Linked DNA regions of Homo sapiens: region 1 is linked to region 2. A link is an interaction called in ENCODE POLR2A ChIA-PET data of the cell type or tissue named here. Cell type or tissue: MCF 10A. All regions are shown on one strand. Links, peaks and the distances in the headings refer to the core of each region. The heading gives the core; the rest is flanking DNA.

Region 1 (2,910 bases), core at 289-2,788, 220 kb before region 2:
TCGGCTTTGCTTTGTAGCACGAAAGCAACCAGAGACCATAAATGGATGAGTCTGTGTCCTGATACCTGTCCCGAGGTTGTTGACCGCCTATTTGTTTACATAAATAGGTGGTCAGCTAGAATTGGCCCGGGTTGCAGTTTGCCAGCCGCTGCCTTATAATATGTTTGATATAATCCCTGTTTTATGGAGGATAAAACCAAAGAACAGAAAGATTAGTAGAAACTAACATTGCCCAGGGCCAAGGGCCAGCTTGACTAGCTCAGATTCCAAAGGCTGCATTCTTCCACACACGCTGCCTCCCCTTCAAAGGCTGGAGGACTTTCTGGGACAGATGGATGATAAGGCTGCCTTGACTGAAGTGTGAAGAGTTAGCCTTTATTATTTTTATTATTTTTTTAATTTTAAAAAATTGTTTTAAGAAGTTTAAAAACAGGCATGCTTAATTAGCATAATACTGAATGACAGCCAATCACAAACTGAATTTTTAAAGTGGGAAGTGTTTGCTCCTGGTGTGGTGCACCGGCCTGTAATCTGGGAATCCCAGCATTCTGCGAGCCCACGCCCAGGCCTAGGAGGGAGGATCCTTTGTTCTATGAGTTTCACAAGCCTAGGTAGTAGAGCGGAATCCCGTCTCTACCAAGGGGAGGAAGGGGAGGGTGGGGAGGGAATCAACAATGAGCTGGGCGTGATGGCACCATCTGTAGTCCCAGCTACTCGGGAGGCTGAAGCAGGATGATCATTTGAGTCAGGGAAGCTGGCTGAGTTCGAAGCTGCAGTGAGCTTTGATTACCCCACTGCACCCCAGCCTGGGAGACAGAGTGAGACCTTGACTCTTAAAAACAATTTTTTAAGGGGGGGATGGTATAAAATAGATATAAAATTTACCATTTTAACCATTTTTCACATATACAATTTAGTGGCATTATGTACATTCATGTAACAAATGGTATATAACCATCACCATTATTTATCTCCAGAACTTTTTCAACATCCCAAACCAAAACTCTGTACCCATAAAACTTCCCTTTCCTCCCTCTGCCCAGACCCTTTTAACCCCTATTCTACTTCGTCTCTATGAATTTGATTCTTGTAGGTACCTCTGTAAGTGGAAACATGCAATATTGTCCTTTTGTATCTGGCTTATTTCACTTAGAATTACGTTTTCAAGGTTCATTCATGTTGTAACATGTTTCAGAATTTCATTCCTTTTTCAGGCTGGAGTGCAATGATGCATGACGGCTCACTGCAGCCTTGACCTACAGGGCTCAGGTGATCCCCCCACGTCAGCCTCCTCAGTAGCTGTGACTATGGGCACGTGCCATCACACCCGGCTAATTTTTTGTGTTTTTTGTAGGGAGGGGGTTTCACCACATTGCCCAGGATGGTCTTGAACTCCTGGGCTCAAGTTTGCCTTTAATTCAGTGGGAAGTGGGGAGCCATTGATGATTTTTTGAACGGGTAATTAGATTAGAGCTGCGCCCTAGGAAAGTTCGTTTGGCATTGGTGTGTAGGTAAATCAAAGTTGAGAGAAGAGCTCTTGTTTCAGAATGAGAAGTTCACTTTGGCAGAGCCGTTTCCAACCACTCTATCCTGTAGAAGTTCTTGTGAGTGTACCTGATACTTGTGTGGCCTCACCGTGGCTCTATAATCGCAGTGTGTGTGTATGTGCACTTGTTGAAATAAGTTTAACCTTGGCTTCTTGCTGTGTTGTGCAAACTCACAAAGAAACCTAGTTGTAGAGACAGTATGTCTATTTTAAAGAACCTTAATCATCTAAGAAGGGATGAGCTGAGGCACAGCATCTCATCCCACTCAGCTGTGCCCTTGTTGATGTTCACTTCTCACTCAGCTGATGTTTTAGGTGCACGTGGCTTTAAACTGTAAACTTCATGGTCCCTCCCACGTGGCTGAGGAAATCCCTCCAGGGTTTGAGAGAGCAGTGTGGTGCATCCCCTAGTTAGGGAAGGAAGCCTTGCTTTATATACCAGCCTGGCCGGTTTCTGACTTGTTTTTCTTTGACACTGTGCCATACTTTGTTATTCCAGGTAGGGGATATTCCAGACTCTTGAAATTTGGCTGTGAGAAGGGGAAGAAATCCTTGAGTCATTTGTATCCTGGAGATTCAGGGTGGAGGCTGTGGCCGATTTTGTTATGTCCATTTCACGAAGCTGTTAATAAAATTTTTTATTACTAACTTTTATTTACTGAACACTTAGCATGTGCCAGATTCTGTGACCTTTGTATGTATGAGCTCATTTCATCTTCATAATACCAATGATGTAGGTATCATTATCTTGCAAATGACAACACTTAGGCCAGAGGGCACAGAGGGAATTGATAGCATAGAAGCTAAGATTAAAGCAACTCTGTCAGTTCCAGAGCACGCCTCTTTATTACCCTTCTCCCCAATTGCCTTCACTTCCTGAGCCCCAGCATGGATCAGGACAGGCACTTCCATATAGTCCCACTCTGAGTCTTCACATCGACCTTCTGAAGCAGGCCTTATTGTACTCATTTTACAGGTGAGTAAACTGAAGCCCAGAAAAGTAGAGTCACTTATCCAAAGGCATTCAGATAGCAAGGGAAAGATCTAGGTTTGGGTTTTGATTACTTTTAAAATCTGGGACCGGGTGCGGTGGCTCACGCCTGTAATCCTAGCACTTTGGGAGGCTGAGGTGGGCAGATCACAAGGCCAGGAATTAGAGACCAGCCTGGCCAACATGGTGAAGCCTCATCTCTACTAAAAATACAAAAATTAGCCAAGCGTGGTGGCATGCACCTGTAATCCCAGCTACTTGGGAGGCTGAAGCAGGAGAATTTCTTGAACCCGGGAGGCGGAGGTTGCAGTGAGCCGAGATCACGCCACTGCACTCCAGGCTGGGTGACAGAACGAGACTCTGTCTTGGGAAA
Region 2 (2,910 bases), core at 4-2,503:
GCTCAGTCTCTCGGGGGCAGATTTATGCTACCATTTGAAATGGCATTCAGCTTTTGAAATCCTTCAGTTTTATCCTGTTTGTTCATCAACAGCTTCTTTTCCCTCCCCTTGTAATTGTGCAAGCAGAGCAGGTGACTGGGTGCAGACATGGAGTGTTTAGTAGGATGCTCTTTAGACAGCTGGGTAGGTTTGTTGTCATTGTGGCAAACACCCTCCTCCTGGACTGATAGGAAATCAAGAAATTAAAAGTGTTCTCAGAGCCCTGGATTTCTCTGCAGCAGGGATAAATGTGTCCAGTTTCTGCATATAGGGAAGAAAGCGAGGATCAGCATGGGGAATGAAAAAAATGTATATAACAACACCTCTCCTTTCTTCCAAGCTAACGTTCCTTCTCTTGTTTTCTACCTGCCTGGACTTCTAGCCCTCTCTCTTCCCCTGCTGCTAGCCCTAAGTTCTGCAGAAGTACTCTGCCCAGGAAACAGGACAGGTAATGACATTGCAGGCCGGGGACCAACCGAGCCTCTAGGTTCTTCTGCCCATTCGTTGTCAAGCCAGATGTCTTGTGCGAGGCTGTTGGCCTAAGCCACCTGCTTGTGTTTGTGGCTCTAGTGTACTCTGTGACACATGGACATGCCAGTGAGAGTCTGTTCCTCTGTCTGCTAAAGCCCAGGGAGAGGTGGAGTTGGGCTGGCCTCTTCATTCCCATTTTGGGAAGGCGACCTTAAACCCTGCCACTTGATCTGGGGCAGCGGAAGCTCTCGCTTGCATCTCTTGTGGCCTCCTGTGGCATGTTCCTGCTTTTCAGCTTCCTTCCCATTCCTTTTGCCACCCCCAACCCCAAGCCCAGAAATGACCTGCCACCCACTGTGTAGCTTGGCCCTCACCTTTGTCTACCCCTCCCCATGCAGCTGCCTCTTCTCCCTTTCAAAATCCTTTGCTGAAGTTTGGCTCATTATGTCTTGCAGACTGTTGTGTTCTGTGTGCCCATTTCCTGCGATGATAATGAAAAAGAATGTGTAGAGTATTAAGACTTTACAAATGTACACGCTTGTGTTTGCCCCCAGCTGTAGGTGGGCCTCAGAGATGGATACTGTCCTTAATTTTGTGGGGGAGTGATGACCTGGCCAAACATAACAAACAGATGTTGTCTCCTGCCAGAAAAAAAAAAAAAAAAAAACCTTCACCCCATCAACAGTGAAAACTTTGTTTTTGTCAGCTCACAAACCAAGCCTTTAAACCGTTGGTCTTTAGAAATCCAAGTGCTTTGACTTCATCAGCCAGCAAGTTGTAACATGCCCCACCCAGGACTCAGCTCCTAGCTATGCCTGGGCCGCAGAAATTGAGAGGGACCTGGAATTCACTTCGTTACAGATGAATTCCAAATATGCAGACTGCTGGCCTCTTGAAACCTCCAACAAGTCTGTTCTCCCATTTGAAGTCATTGCCAGTGGCATTTAGGGGGTGGGCCAGAGTTAGGGGTGCAGGGAAGTGGGCATCCCTCTCTCTGAGAAGCCGTGTTGGTGCAGAGAGTGCCCCTGGGCAGTAGAAGGCACAGGACCTCTGCTTTGAGGTGGAGCAACCCCTGAATTTTGCTTTGAATCTGTGGAAAACGAGGAACAATTGGGGTTAAGGGACTCAGGCCTCCTGGTGACCTGGGGTAAAGTATGCGCTGGTGTCAGCTCAGGCTGAGGATTGGGTTTCTTTTGTTTTCCACGGATGTGGATGTGTTGCATTGCACGCCTAGCTGGATAAGGCACTTCCTGGTGATGTGCACCTCTTTCTCCAGGGCCCTTCAGTCCCCTCCCTAGCTTTCCCTCTCTCTGCCTTCTGTGTGCTGCTCTGAAGTTCTTATTTTTGTTTTAACTTTCCTACAGTGACCCGCACCTTGATAGGAACACTTTGCCTAAGAAAGGACTCAGGTATCTGTGTTTCCTCCTTGCATCTGTGCCATCTGTTGTGGCTTTGGAGCTTGGCTGTGTGACTCCTTCATGGCTGGTGGGGGTTTGGGCTGGGCTGGGGTCCCCGCTTTGACCACCACAGCAGGACCTTTTGGATGACGGCTCCCCTTGCACCCTCTCGTTCTCACTCTCCATTTGTCAGCTTATTTGCTTGAGCAGGGGCTGTGCTTTTTCAGGCTTAATGTGGTAAAACCATCTCATGAAAAACATCCCTGGGCAAGCCCAAGGAGCAGTCATTACTGCTTCTGGGGCCAATGGGTTTAATTTCTGAGCACTTCACCATGACCATTCTGTTAACATGGCTGTCTTCCAAGAGAAAGGACATGACTTATAGCATACTGATTTGTAAGCTAGGACAAGAGCACAGGAGGCAAGGAATATTTTCCCCCAATTTGAAAATATTTAACTTTTCTGCCCATAAAAAATTGCTAGACAGATACTTTGCCCTTGTCTAAATATTCTAATGGAAAATTGGTCCACTTTCATTGCCCAACAAGACATGGGTGTGATCATTTTTTGGTGGATAATAAAGAAAAGACTCCCAGGAAGGACTGTCCTTCCATTCCTGGTAAGTGGTGGCTCAGGTTCGTTTTTGGTGCTAGTCCTGGCAAAACAAGATGCTATAAGTCACCATTGCTCACACCATCTATATCACTTTGCCAATCAGAGAAAATTCAGTTTGCTAATGCCTCCCCTGTGATCTTGCTGTCTTATGGTTGCAGCCGTCATTTCTTCTGCTTTCTAAACACCACATGCCCTGTAGCATCAGCTTCACCCTGCACTAAGCATTAAGTGCTTTCGCATAAAATGGGACTTGGAATGAAATGTTTCATTGCTGTCATGTATGTCTATAGTTAATAACCTGCAGCTCTTAAGACTGAGAGCATTTTGAACAGTAATGTGAGGTAGGTATCAATGCTTCCTTTCAATGGGATCCTCTGAGTAAAGCCAG

What was found. ChIA-PET counts read pairs that join two places held together with the same protein. Peaks named below come from ENCODE experiments on the same cell type or tissue, not always from the same donor. Only the 100,000 strongest peaks of a DNase experiment are listed, where the experiment ranks them.
Region 1: POLR2A ChIA-PET joins it to region 2 with 5 read pairs; 2 of 35 experiments call an interaction of 5 or more read pairs at or near these places.

What each region holds. Positions count from the first base shown.
Region 1 is chr11:19,827,321-19,830,230 of GRCh38, forward strand. All of the region lies in intron 1 of NAV2 (neuron navigator 2), which reads left to right. Among named protein-coding and RNA genes, the nearest start is that of MIR4694, 69 kb to the left of the region's middle. In MCF 10A, for the core only: no CTCF peak of the experiment used is centred there; a DNase peak (open chromatin) is centred at 1,241.
Region 2 is chr11:20,049,415-20,052,324 of GRCh38, forward strand. It overlaps NAV2 (neuron navigator 2), which reads left to right. Exons shown (of 38, transcript NM_145117.5): 16 at 422-487; 17 at 1,875-1,919. Among named protein-coding and RNA genes, the nearest start is that of NAV2-AS2, 1.6 kb to the left of the region's middle. RefSeq lists an enhancer at 1-258. In MCF 10A, for the core only: no CTCF peak of the experiment used is centred there; a DNase peak (open chromatin) is centred at 1,287.